2 separate regions of the Homo sapiens genome follow, and region 1 is linked to region 2. The links are chromatin contacts, found by Hi-C in ENCODE. All regions are on one chromosome and are shown on one strand. Each heading gives the region's core, a stretch centred on a gene start or an enhancer-like site at or near the end of the contact. The rest is flanking DNA. Distances are from core to core; before and after follow the strand shown.

Region 1 (6,306 bases), core at 2,281-4,780, 1.1 Mb before region 2:
CCCCCACCTTCCAGTTTCAAGAGATTCTGGTGCCTCAGCCTCAAGCAGCTGGGACTACAGGTGCACACCAGCTAATTTTTTGCATTTTTAGTAGACATGGAGTTTCACCATGTTGGCCTGGCTGGTCTCAAACTCCCAGCCTCAAGTGATCTGCCCGCCTTGGCCTCCCAAAGTGCTGGGATTATAGGCATGAGACACCGTGGCTGGTGGTTATTTCTTACACCACTATCACCCCTGGTCATTGTCATCTGTGGCTCTGGTTCACTTTGGTGAAACACATACCAAAATCATGATGTAGTAAAAGAAATTTCCTGGCTGGAATCTCTGGGCTGACACCCTGTCACTTTCTAGCACTCTTGGGAAATTAACCTGAGGCCCAGTGTTTTCCATCTGTAAGGCAGTGATACCATCAACCTACACTTGCAGGGAAGTGCCTGTGACTAAATATGCTTTATGTCACAAGACTATTACAGTATCTGGTACTTAGGGATAGACTTATGTTGGCAACTCAGTAACAACTGATAAGAACACAGAAAAGAACTCTATGTTCTAATACTGTTAAACTTCATACTCTTTAACAACATTTAATACTACAATCTGATAAATTCTTTGACAACTTTTACTTGCTTTGCCATGACTAGTGGCTCTGGCTGAATTTCTACTCCTGCTTCTATTCTTAAATCAGTACATGAAAAACACAAGCTACAAATAACAAAGGTTCTCTAGCACTGGATATAAGGTTCTCCTCTAAGCGCTGGGTGTAACAGCTGAAGCTAATCAGAAGGAATATATGCAGAATGAGAGAACTCCAATTAAGAAAGACAAAATGTGTATTTTACTTGCTTAGATTTGGGAGCATAATTGCTCACAAAGATTCATAGATTTTTTTTTATTGTTAAGCTGCAACGTACATGGTTTAATACAACAACAAAAAAATTTAATCAAGTGAAACGTAATAAACTGAACAATAAACACTCAAAACATTTTCCATTGGAAACATGTAAAGACAATATGAGGTTTTGTTACCATCTTACTGCAATTTTCTTATGTGTTACTAGTCTACATACCCCATGTTTTCTGTAATCATGCAGATGTGAATGGAAGTTTGAATGATTAAATAAATGAAAAGTCCGTTTACTGCAGGGAATCATTTCACAAGGCAGCCAAACCGGGTTTAGAGAACAAAACTATTCAAGAAATTCTCCACGTATTTAGGTTCATTTTAGAATCCATGAACCTTAAGCTGTTCCTCCTTTACAATGCCAACCTGTAAAATAAAATCTAATTTAGCAAAATAACTCTGAGAAATATAAAAATTCATTAAGAAAACATGGAAGAGTAATTAAAAAGAATCACTATCAACAGCTTACTGCAACACTGTTGTCTGTGGCATGCACTGCTGATAGCCAACAATTCAACACGTATTTGAATACTTTACATGCCAAGAAATAGCCTGTGTGTGTATATAAAGAAATGATCAGAATACTCTAATGACAAAATAAACCAGATAAAGGTCTTTGCTTTCCAAATAACTACCATGTCTTTATTTCACCTAATTTCCTTCATTCGTATGATTTTTTACTTAGTAGAAAACAAATCATGTTGCCTTTAAATACAATTTTAAAAGCAATCTCAAGGTTACACATAAAGCACCCAATCACTCACCTCCAAGAGAAACTGGCAGATGTTTTTTCTTTGGTCACCTTGAAGCTGAATAACCTCTCCGTATTCAGGATGTTCAATCACAGTACCATTACAGGCAAATTTCTGGAAAAGTGCATAAATATACAACAAAATTTAGTCAACTACTATGAGGTTTTATTTCACCGTATGAACAGAATTAGCCATTTCAGTAAGCTAGATCATATTTAGAGAAACAGATTTTGTCTCCTATAATCCACAATCCTTCCAAATTAATTTGTAAACCAGGAAATGATTTTATGTGTAACATCAAGAACTAAATATTTCACATTTAAATTTATTTAAAAGCAACGCGAATCTTCTTTTAAAATGAGAGACCACACTGGGAGAATAACTAAATATTTACATGTTAATTACAAAAATGAGAACAACTTTCTTGGTCTAGTTATTTTCATCCACGCCGATATAAAGGTGTGAATCATAATCCAGTTCAGAGGTGTGCATCAGTAACTCTAATCCTTTCTTCCTAATCCCTTTACCTTTTTGAAAGCTTTCACAAGTTTCTTTTTGTCATAATCATCTGCAATGCCCTGAACAGTAGTCAGTGTCTTTCTGCCGTTCCGTTGCTGGATTCTTATATGAATGTAATCCTCAGTCCCTGCCGGGAGTAAGTCGTCACCCTTAGTTGCATCAGCAAAGGGGTCTGCGAATGGATAAAAAAAAAAAAAAAATCCAAAGTAGAAAAATATTTTTTAAGAAGTACTTTCCAGAAATACATTATACTACCAATCCAGACAGTCATCAATGAAGGTTCTAGTGCCTTTGCTGTTTTTGCCGGTAGGAATGGAGATGGGGGTGGAGTATTAATAAAACCCCCAAGATACTCTCACAAAAAGAGAAACATTTGAACAGCTATGTCCATTGTAGAAAAACGCTGTTATAGATAAATAATGTTATCGTTCAATATGGTCCTCTAATGAGAAAAAGATTTAGAAAACCTTAATATTGTAGCCGCTATAAAAATGTGCGTCATCTCGATTACATTCTGATGAAAACATAAACATTCGAATACGCCCACCTTAATCATTTAACCGTAACTGTGCCTTGCCAAAAAAAAAGTAGATTACATATATATCAAGAGGCGTAATTTAACAAATTGCTACGCAAGCAGAGAAGACTGAACCACTGGCCAGTGACAGATCAGAGGCTTGCATCCGCATCTTTCCCTAAGTGCCCCCAGGAGCTGCCAGAGAACGGGCGCCGATCCCTGGTTTCCCTGGCCCGGCATACCCTTTGCAAGTAGCAGGGCCGATCTAGGAGTCCACGAAATAGGATCGCCAAGGTTTCAAGGGGCAGAAGCGGAGGCGAGAGCCGGGTCAAGGACGGGGCAGGGGGTGGCGCAGGGCCCGCGGCCGGGGCTCCGAGAGGAGGGCTCGGAGTCCGGCGCTGTCCTCGGGGAAGGGGTCGCCAGGGGCCCCGTCGCCATTTTCTGGGCGCCGAGACAAAGCCCCACTAGGGGTGCGGGAAGGGCAGAAAGGGGGCCCCTAGGGGCGGTGGCCAGGCGGGCAAAAGGCCGAGATGCGCGCCGGGCAAGGGAGGGAGGCGGCGGCGACGGGATCTTACCGAAAGATTGGAGGTTCTGGATAGTGGACATGCGATACTAGTGTGAGGCCGGTGAGGGGATAAAATTCCTGCGGGGCCCGCCCGGATCACCTTGTCAGGAGGCTGTAGTGGCGAGAAAACGGAAATAAATAAGAAAACGCTTCGCCCTGGGGTTGGGATTAGGCTGGAGTGGCGGCGGCGGAAGCCGGGAGGAGGCAGGAAGAGGCGAAGGAGGAGGCGGAGGAAGAGGCGAGGGCGCGAGAGAAGAGGCGGCGCTGCGGCTTCTCGCACAAAATGGCCGATGGAGACTATTTAGCCGCGCCCGCGGCCCCTCCCACGTGACCGTCCCGCGCCGAGCATCCTGGGACTTGTAGTTTTCTGGAGGCAGCAGAGCCCGGAAAGCCTGAGGCCGGGGGCGGCCGAGACCGCAATTCCCGTCACGGAGTGCGTCCTCTAGCGCGGGGCGGAAGACCCGCGAAGTGTTCAAGCGGCCGCAGAGCGGCCCAGAGTTCGCAGGTCTGGGGCTCTCTTCCCAGAGAGCTCGTAGGGGAGGACAGTCAAGGGACTCAAGCGTCTCTCTTGACTCCCCTTCTCTCGCTGTGCAGTGGCGGCGCCGAGGGGTCGACGCTCAGGGCTAATCTCTATGAGTCACCCTCGAGGCCCCGGGTAATGTAAGTAAAATCGGGGTGCAGGAACAAAACAAGTCCCCTTGCTCCGGCTTTCAACTCATTGGCCCCCGCTCAGCAACTACCTGCATTGAAATTCCAACCCCAGTTGCAGGAGCGGTGTTAGTCTCAACCAATACTGGAGATGGGAGCCTCTCTTTCCAGGATTGGACGGACCTCCGATTCCCTAGCACGGTGGATCTCAGACTAAAGCGTGTGTCTCTGGAGGGCTTGAGAAAACACTGATAGACCCCAGAGTTTCTGTTTCAGGAAGTCTAGGGTGTGACCTGAAAATCTGCAATTCTCATAAGCTCCTTGGTGATGCTGATCCTGCCTGCTGGTCTGGGATCAGGCTTGAGAATCACTGCCCAGCTTAATCCTGGGCCTGGCATCGAGTGGGGGCCAGGTGTGTATGAACAGAAGATACCAGAAAATCAGCTTGTCAGCTCATTTTGTGTGCCTCAGAAGGCCCAACAGAGAATTCAGGAAAGATGCCAGGTATAAGCTGAAGGTGAGCTCAGCAAATAGGTTAATTGATGGAGTCATGTACCAGACCGTAATATCTTCCTATCAGGTCACGCACAGAAAAATAAACCCGAGACTTTGGGAATTGGCTCACTCAGGCAGGTGTGTTCAATTGTCAAACTTGGTTGGCTTTCTGGAAGCAAAGAGATAGACTAAAATTTAGGGATTCTTAACTTTTTTGTGTGTGCCATGGCAATCCTGTGAAGCTGCTGAATCCCTTCTCAGAATAATGAGAAGTTAAGTTTTAAGTTCACAAAGTACATAGGATTACAAAGGAAACCAATTATATTGAAATTTAAAAAATACATTAATAACGTGTATTTCTTTATTAATACACTAATAAGATCTAGCAAGATTAGGTCTAATACTATAATTTCAAAAAGCTGATAAATGTAAGAGATATTTTGTGATGTCCGTAACATCAGAAATTTAATATGAAAGTATGTGTAACTTCTGTTGGTGCGAAGTGACAGGTCCTTCTATCACTATGATGTTGCCTTTATTCATAATGGAAAGAAATGGTAAATTTTGCTTAGAGGTTAATGAAAATGCAGATATAATCTTTCCCCATCCAATTTTAGGGATCTCCACCCCTGCAGTTTTATCCATGAGCCAAGGATCTGCAGACCGCAGGTTAAGAATACCTGGATTTGACAATCTTTTGTAATTAACAATGATGATAAGTGCCATTTATTTAGTACTTACTGTTTGCCTGTTACAAAGCTTATATATAACATTATTAATCTTCATAGCTATTTTATAAGGTAAGCATTACTCTATGCACCAGGTGTGGAAATGAAGGCTTTTGTAGGTTAATGCCTGAAAAAAAAATCAAATTCTTAACTCTCAGAAATCTAACCACATTTGTGGTCTTCCAGCTCTGGTTCAAATGGAAAACACTCTTCGTATCCCAAATTGAGGTGTAAAGTTTAGAGCTGGCTCCAAAACAAGGAGCATCAAAATATCTAAATAAGTGTGCTTTAAAGTAATTTTATTAGTTCAATTTTGTGCCCTATGTTAATACTCTAACACTCTAATTTCTAAATAATTTGTAATCTAGATAATGCATCTCTATTTGTTTCCTTTCTTTCTTAGTAGATGTACATGAGTATTTTATATTACTTTATTTCTCAGAAGAAGCCAAAGGTGATCCAGTGAAGAAAAAACTACAAACACAGAGAAATTAAAAGAAAAATTCCAGAAATCTTAGGGTTTCATGGTCATTACCCCTGTCAGGAGAACTCACTTTTCTTAGATTTAGTGTTTGCATCAGAAACCTTCAGGAGTGAGAAAAAAAAAAAAAAAGAAAGAAAAAAGAAACCCCCAGGAGCTCAGAAATCTTTAATCAAAGCCAATATGAATACAGATTAGATACAGTTGTGGTTCTTAAGGCTCTTCTAACTCTCATGATTCATAGTCTTTGTGTTTAGACCTGCAGTGTCCAGTACAGAAACCACTAGCCACATGTGGCCATTGAGTACTTGCAGTATAGCTGATTTAAATTGGGATGTGATGTAAGTAGAAGATATACAGTAGGCTTCCAAAGACTAAATTGTCTTAATTTCACCTATTTCGTTTTACCTTTTTAATGTAGCTACTAAAGACTTAAAATTACATGTGGCTCATGCTCTATTTCTACTAGATAGCACTAGTTTAGAGTGAAAGAATTTGGCCTGTGTGTAAAGTTATCATAAAAAGAATAAACTGAAGCATTTAAAATCTAGCATTTTTAGTTCTAAATGGTACCAGCCTAGGTTAAGGTAATTATTTCTTGTCTTAATTCAGAAAAGCATTTTAGATCACTCACAGAGAACAGTTGTGCTGAGTAAAGGAATTATAGAAGATAATAATTAAAAAGCACCTAAAGCTGAAG
Region 2 (5,553 bases), core at 885-3,384:
TTATTTCATTTTAATGTACTTAAATTTAAATAGCCTCATTTGGCTAGTGGCAACTCTATTGGACAGCACAGCTGTACTAGATACAAAGAAACCAAGTGCTCAGGAAGAGCCTCTTTCCTAATATTGAGGCCTGAGGAATTTCTCCCATGAGTTATCACAGGAGGTGAGTACAAAAGTGAGTTCCACCTAGGGGCTTTTCTCTTTTTATATTATATACAGTATAATAGCTGGCTCTTCTAAAGCATAGGCTATGTGCTAAGTACTCTCAGGCACTTTTTTTTTTTTTTGAGACAGAGTCTTGCTCTATCGCCCAGGCTGGAGTGCAGGGGTGCGATCCCAGCTCACTGCATCTTCTGCCTCCCAGATTCAATTTTCCTGCCTCAGCCTCCCAAGTAGTTGGGATTACAGGTGTGTGCCACCACACCCAGCTAATTTTTTATATTTTTAGTAGAGACAAGGTTTCACCATGTTGGTCAGGCTGGTCTCGAACTCCTGACCTCAAGTGATCCACCAGCCTCAGCCTGCCGAAATGTGCTGAGATTACAGGCGTGAGCCACCGTGCCTGGCTGGAGGCACTCTTTTCATATAATAATTCCTTCAATTCTCAAAACTATCCTAGAAAGTAAGAAATTTCAGTACCCACAGGGAGAAAGCTCCTCCCAGGAGAAATCCTGAGAAACCTAAGGCTGCCCTTTCCCTGAAACACTGGTACATCGGTCTCCCTGCCCTTCCTAGAGAGAGCCAGGAGCCTGGGGGACAGGCAGAGGGCTAGAAAAGAGCAGGGGAAGAGACAAGAGGGAGGGAGACCAGGAAGAGGGGGTTCCCAGATGTCCTTACCCCCATCCCAGCTGACGCTGCAGGACTGACATTGACTACATGGAAAAAGTGAGCAATGTCTGGCATCACCCCCTGGTACCAGAGGGCATTTGGGGAGTCAGAAGGAAGACCTCATGTGCCAGGCCACAGAATGCACCTGCATACCCACAGGCATGGAGCCTGGGCCAGGCCCACCTAGGACAAAACACCTCTTTCGAGTTTTTTGCAGATGGTCCCCTGACATCCTTCACCACACTGGTCTGACTGCCAGGATCTCTTGGGCCTCCTGGGCCCCTCACGCCCTGGTAAGCAAAGGAGGAGGCAGGTGTGACCCCCCCACCCCCGCCGCCACTCCATCTGTGACTGGGAAGCTGATGACTCCAGGGTCAGAAATAACCCCACGGTCAGCTCCCTGCATGCCGCCCTTCCCCTCCCCTCCATTCCCAGAAAGCCTGGGCCCTGAGTCAGAGGGAAGAGTCGAGAAGAAAGGACTCAGATAATCTGGAATGAAAACCATAGAGTCCTGCTGTGGAATTCATTCATTGGGAGGCCGAGGCAGGTGGATTACCTGAGGTCAGGAGTTCGAGACCAGCCTGGCCAACATGGTGAAACCCCATCTCTACTAAAAATACAAAAATTAACTGGGTGTAGTGGTGCAAAGGAGGAGCTGGGCCTGGCCAATCTCGGCCCAGTGAAGAGCTGGGCCTGGTCATTCAGATGTCTTCCCCCCAAATCCAGCTTCATCGGGGCTGTGTTGACCTGTGCTGTGGGGCACAGGGTGGAATGGATAAGAAAGAAGGAACTCTTTAGTGCAGAAGGGAATGGGGAAGAAAGAGAGCTGAGCATCACACTCAGAGGTATCCAGGCTCAGAACAGAGGAGGAGGTGCCCAGCCTGCCCTCAGGAGACCTCCAGTCTCCTGGCACGGTGGGTGGAGACACGTCAGGAAGAGTCAGAGGCAGGGCCAGAGTAGAATGATGGGGGCTCACAAGACGGGAGCAAGCTGTCCAAGGTGTCAGATGCCTCTTCTTAGTCACTCTCTCAAAATAGTCTGGGACACCCCCAACCTCACAACCCAGCTGAGTCACTGACCCCAATCCCCAGATCAGACTTTGGATGAATGAAGCTTCTCCCCCTCTGTTTCCCCTCCCCAGCCCAAAGGACATGTAACTGATTCCCCAGGATGGAAGAGTGACTTCCACAAGACCTAAAAATAACCGAACCACTTAATACTCGGAACATAGCCTCTCCCACCCGCCCCCACCACGGCCCACCCACTAGCCAGCAAGATAAAGGCAGCTGCTGGGGCTGGCAGGGGACAGAGACCTGGAGCCAGGGCAGCAAGAAGGTGTCTGTTGGAGCCAGCAGAACAGAACCAATTTGAACAAGAACCTCCAGAGGAACGACGAACCCTGAGACCACAGCTGCTACAGACCACAAACACCCCATCAGCCAAGAGAGACCCTTGGTGAGTAACCTACCTCTCCATCCTTCCACAGCAAGGCTGGCTTTCACAGCTGGGATCCCCTCTCCTTCTGAAATGGACGTATTAGGAATGGCTCTGAGTAGGGGAAGGAGATTGAGGGGCATGCATGGGAGGAGGTGAGTGGAAGTCTCAGACATAAAGAACCCACAAAGGAGGTAAAGACAGTGTGAGCCCCATGGGAGCTCTCAGAGTGGCTGCCACAGGCCTGAAGCTAGCAGAAAGGATAGGCTCCTGCCAGGCTGGCATGATCCAGAAAGGCCTGGAGTTGTGATTTTTAAAATACAGGTATGGAGTGCCTCAGGCTTCAGGGCTTCCTCCCAGGGAAGCTTCAGGCAGGCCCAGGATCTGGAGGAAGGAGGAACAGGAGAGAGGTGGGGGCAGGGGGCTGTAAGTAGGCCTGAGTGTGCATTGCTAGAACAAGCCCCATGCCTAGTTGTTGTGGATGACACTCTTGGCATATCTGGCCCAGGGATAGCTCCCAGGGGCTGGCCGGAGCCCAGCTCCCTACATATCATAGCCTAAAACCTGGGGTGGAATTCGGACTCTGCCCATGTCCATAGTCTTGCCCAGTGGGAAAGCCCCCAGGGCAGATTTGGGGGGCTCACGGGAGGGAGACCAGATCTGAATTTGCCCAGATGTAAAGACATATGGAGCCAGCTGGGCCAAGGAGGAGGTGACCCGAGGACAGCAGGGGGACCATCCTGAGAGGCTGGCCCAGCCCTAGGAGACCAAGCTCTAGGACAGTTCTTGGGGCTCACCCCACGTAAGTCTGGTCCCAGTTATGAATTCTGTCCTGACTCTACACTTGTCCCAGCAGTCTCAAGCCAGGCAAAGATGGTGGTGGGAAGGCCAGGAGTCAGGAGACATGCTTCAGGCTTTGCTACTGCCTTGCTGAGCCTCCTTGGACAGCTCCTTTCCCCTCTTTGGGCCTCTGTTTCCCTATTTGAACAATAAGGGGTTTAGATTGAGTGACCTCTGAGGGTCCTTAGGCCTGACATCCCTGGACTCCATGATAATAACTGTCTGTGGCCTTAGCAGAGATTCTGGAAATTCCTGGGGGCGGGGGTGGGGTGAAGCTGATGGTGTGCACACACCATCTGCTCAGGCCACCCTGGTGGTGACAGGATGGAGTAGAGGTGGAGACAGGCTCAGGTTTGCCTTGGGCAGGGGATCCTCATTGGAGCTCAGAAATGAAAGAAAACCACCCAGAGCTTTGATGAGACTCAGGCTGCAGGTTTCAGAGCTCACATTCCCCAAAGGTTCTGATGTCTTTGGTGGACATGCCAGGGTGGGCATGGGGTCAGCAGGTCTCAGTTTCCTCTCTCCTCCTTCTGAGGTAGCCATAGGGAGGAAGTCCTGCCCCACTTACTTCCAGTACCTCCCCCCAGTGCAGACTCCTTTGGCCAGGGAAGGTGTCCAGGTTCTAGCACCTGGCTGGCCTGCAGCCCAGGGGCCTGACACCAGCCCAGGAGGCAGGATAGGGGAGCCCAGGCTAATGAAGGAGATGAGGTGAGCCAAGGGTACTGAGGGTCCCCACTGGCTGGGCCTCAGCCTCCCTCTGAGCCCAGGGCTGCTGTTCTGAGGCCAGGACCTCAGCTATATTTAGCACCCTGTGTGGTGCAGAGCAGTGGGTCAGGGGCAGCAGGAGGGGGCACGTGCTTCCCATTCTTTCCCTACTGGCCTCTGGGGACTGTTAGTACACCTGTCACAAGAGAGATAAGACATACATGGACAGAGACCAGAGAAGGGCTTGAGGGGTGGTAGGTCATTGAGGGGCGGGGGTGTAGCCGGGGAGAGGCTGAGCTGGGGTGGCCATGAGGCCTGCAGGGGTAGGGCTTAGCCTGAAGCCCCCCTGAGTCCGAGCCCCTGAAGCTGTGCTTGCTTGCTTAGAGAGCGGTATCCAGGAGCAAGAGGCAGGGCTGTCTCTGCAGAAAGGACCCTGATCCCATGGTCCTCTCCCTGGTTGTTGTCACCCTCATATCCTCCCAGGGGTGCCTGCTGGGGAATAGACGGGTTCTATGGCCAATAAGAAAGCTTTACACCTGCTACCCTCTTATTTCTTGGGGCCATGCCCTAAATGGAGTCTAGGGACCCCAAGCCAGCACGGCCTTCCATTTATTCACCAAGATCTGACTCTGGGCCTAAGTTCCCTCATCTTTATTTATAAATGATTGTGCTAAAAGACCTTTGAGATCCCCCTAGCTCAGACATTCTCAGTCTTCGAGTATAATGCAGAAAACCCTGACCAGATATTCAGAATTTGGATCTGGCCTAAGCACGAGATATCTGATGAGCAGCTTCCCAGCCCTGATTCTCAACTGCTTCCGCTCTAGCATGGGCTGTTGGCCTCTGCTTGCCTCCTTGGGCCTGGGAAAGGTTGGAGTGCGTTGACAGCCAAGAGGTAAAAGTTAGGCAGCGTTCCAGGTCAACATGGCAAGTCTGCCCTCTGGTGTTCTGCAAAGGAATCTCGTCTCCATAGGAAATCAGTCACCAGTTTAGAGACCTGCCTCTCCAAGGCTGGGACTCCAAAAGTCAGGATTCCCCCAGGCCACTCCCCTGGCAGTCTTCCAGGGAAACACTGATTTTTAACAAAGGAAGGTGAGGATGGGGCATGTCCAGTTTGCCCACTGGAGGTTTATGCGTCCCTTATGGAGCTAAAGGAAAGTGTCTCATGTCCAGTGGTACCATGGTCACTCCCTAGCAACGCATGAGATGTAGGGAAAGCAGGAACCCACTATGATTAATGGGTCCATGTCCTAAGTTCAAGACCTGTTGCCCACGAACCATGCAGGCAGCGAAGTGAAGCCCAGGCCAGGCACATAGAGAGAGGGAAGGAGTCTCTAAGCGTAAGTCACCCAGAGCTACTCTGACTCTGAGCCCTGTTTACTACCATTTCTCCCAGCATCCAGCCTCTACCCTGCTGAACATCTAGATCTAAGGCTCCCAATCCCATCCTCATCTCTGCCCCTTCTTCTCAGAAGGATGGCCGACACCCAGACACAGGTGGCCCCCACACCAACCATGAGGATGGCAACTGCAGAGGACCTGCCCCTCCCTCCACCCCCAGCCCTGGAGGACCTGCCACTGCCGCCACCCAAGGAATCCTTCTCCAAGTTCCATCAGCAGCGGCAAGCTAGTGAGCTCCGCCGCCTCTACAGGCACATCCACCCTGAGCTCCGCAAGAATCTGGCTGAGGCTGTGGCCGAGGATCTGGCTGAGGTCCTGGGCTCTGAGGAACCCACCGAGGGTGAC

Evidence for each region. A loop is a pair of places that touch in the nucleus more often than their neighbours do. Pooled maps may share reads with other maps.
Region 1: a loop to region 2 is called in a pooled map of heart left ventricle, with 4 times the contacts of the local background. The contact joins the promoter of EIF1B here to the promoter of XIRP1 in region 2. A Hi-C loop is called at or near these places in 1 of 168 maps with a recorded cell type or tissue (transverse colon) and 7 of 50 pooled maps.

Annotation. Positions count from the first base shown.
Region 1 is chr3:40,306,931-40,313,236 of GRCh38, reverse strand. It overlaps EIF1B (eukaryotic translation initiation factor 1B), which reads right to left and starts at 3,530. Exons shown (of 4, transcript NM_005875.3): 1 at 3,265-3,530; 2 at 2,181-2,344; 3 at 1,666-1,767; 4 at 813-1,267. The coding sequence starts at 3,295. The coding sequence ends at 1,223. It overlaps EIF1B-AS1 (EIF1B antisense RNA 1), which reads left to right and starts at 3,539. Exons shown (of 3, transcript NR_033965.1): 1 at 3,539-3,914. LOC124906228 (a long non-coding RNA gene) reads left to right here and starts at 4,426. Exons shown (of 2, transcript XR_007095876.1): 1 at 4,426-6,306. RefSeq lists silencers at 305-599, 3,120-3,169 and an enhancer at 3,440-3,799.
Region 2 is chr3:39,189,176-39,194,728 of GRCh38, reverse strand. XIRP1 (xin actin binding repeat containing 1) reads left to right here and starts at 2,134. Exons shown (of 2, transcript NM_194293.4): 1 at 2,134-2,283; 2 at 5,204-5,553. The coding sequence starts at 5,284. RefSeq lists an enhancer at 2,374-3,363.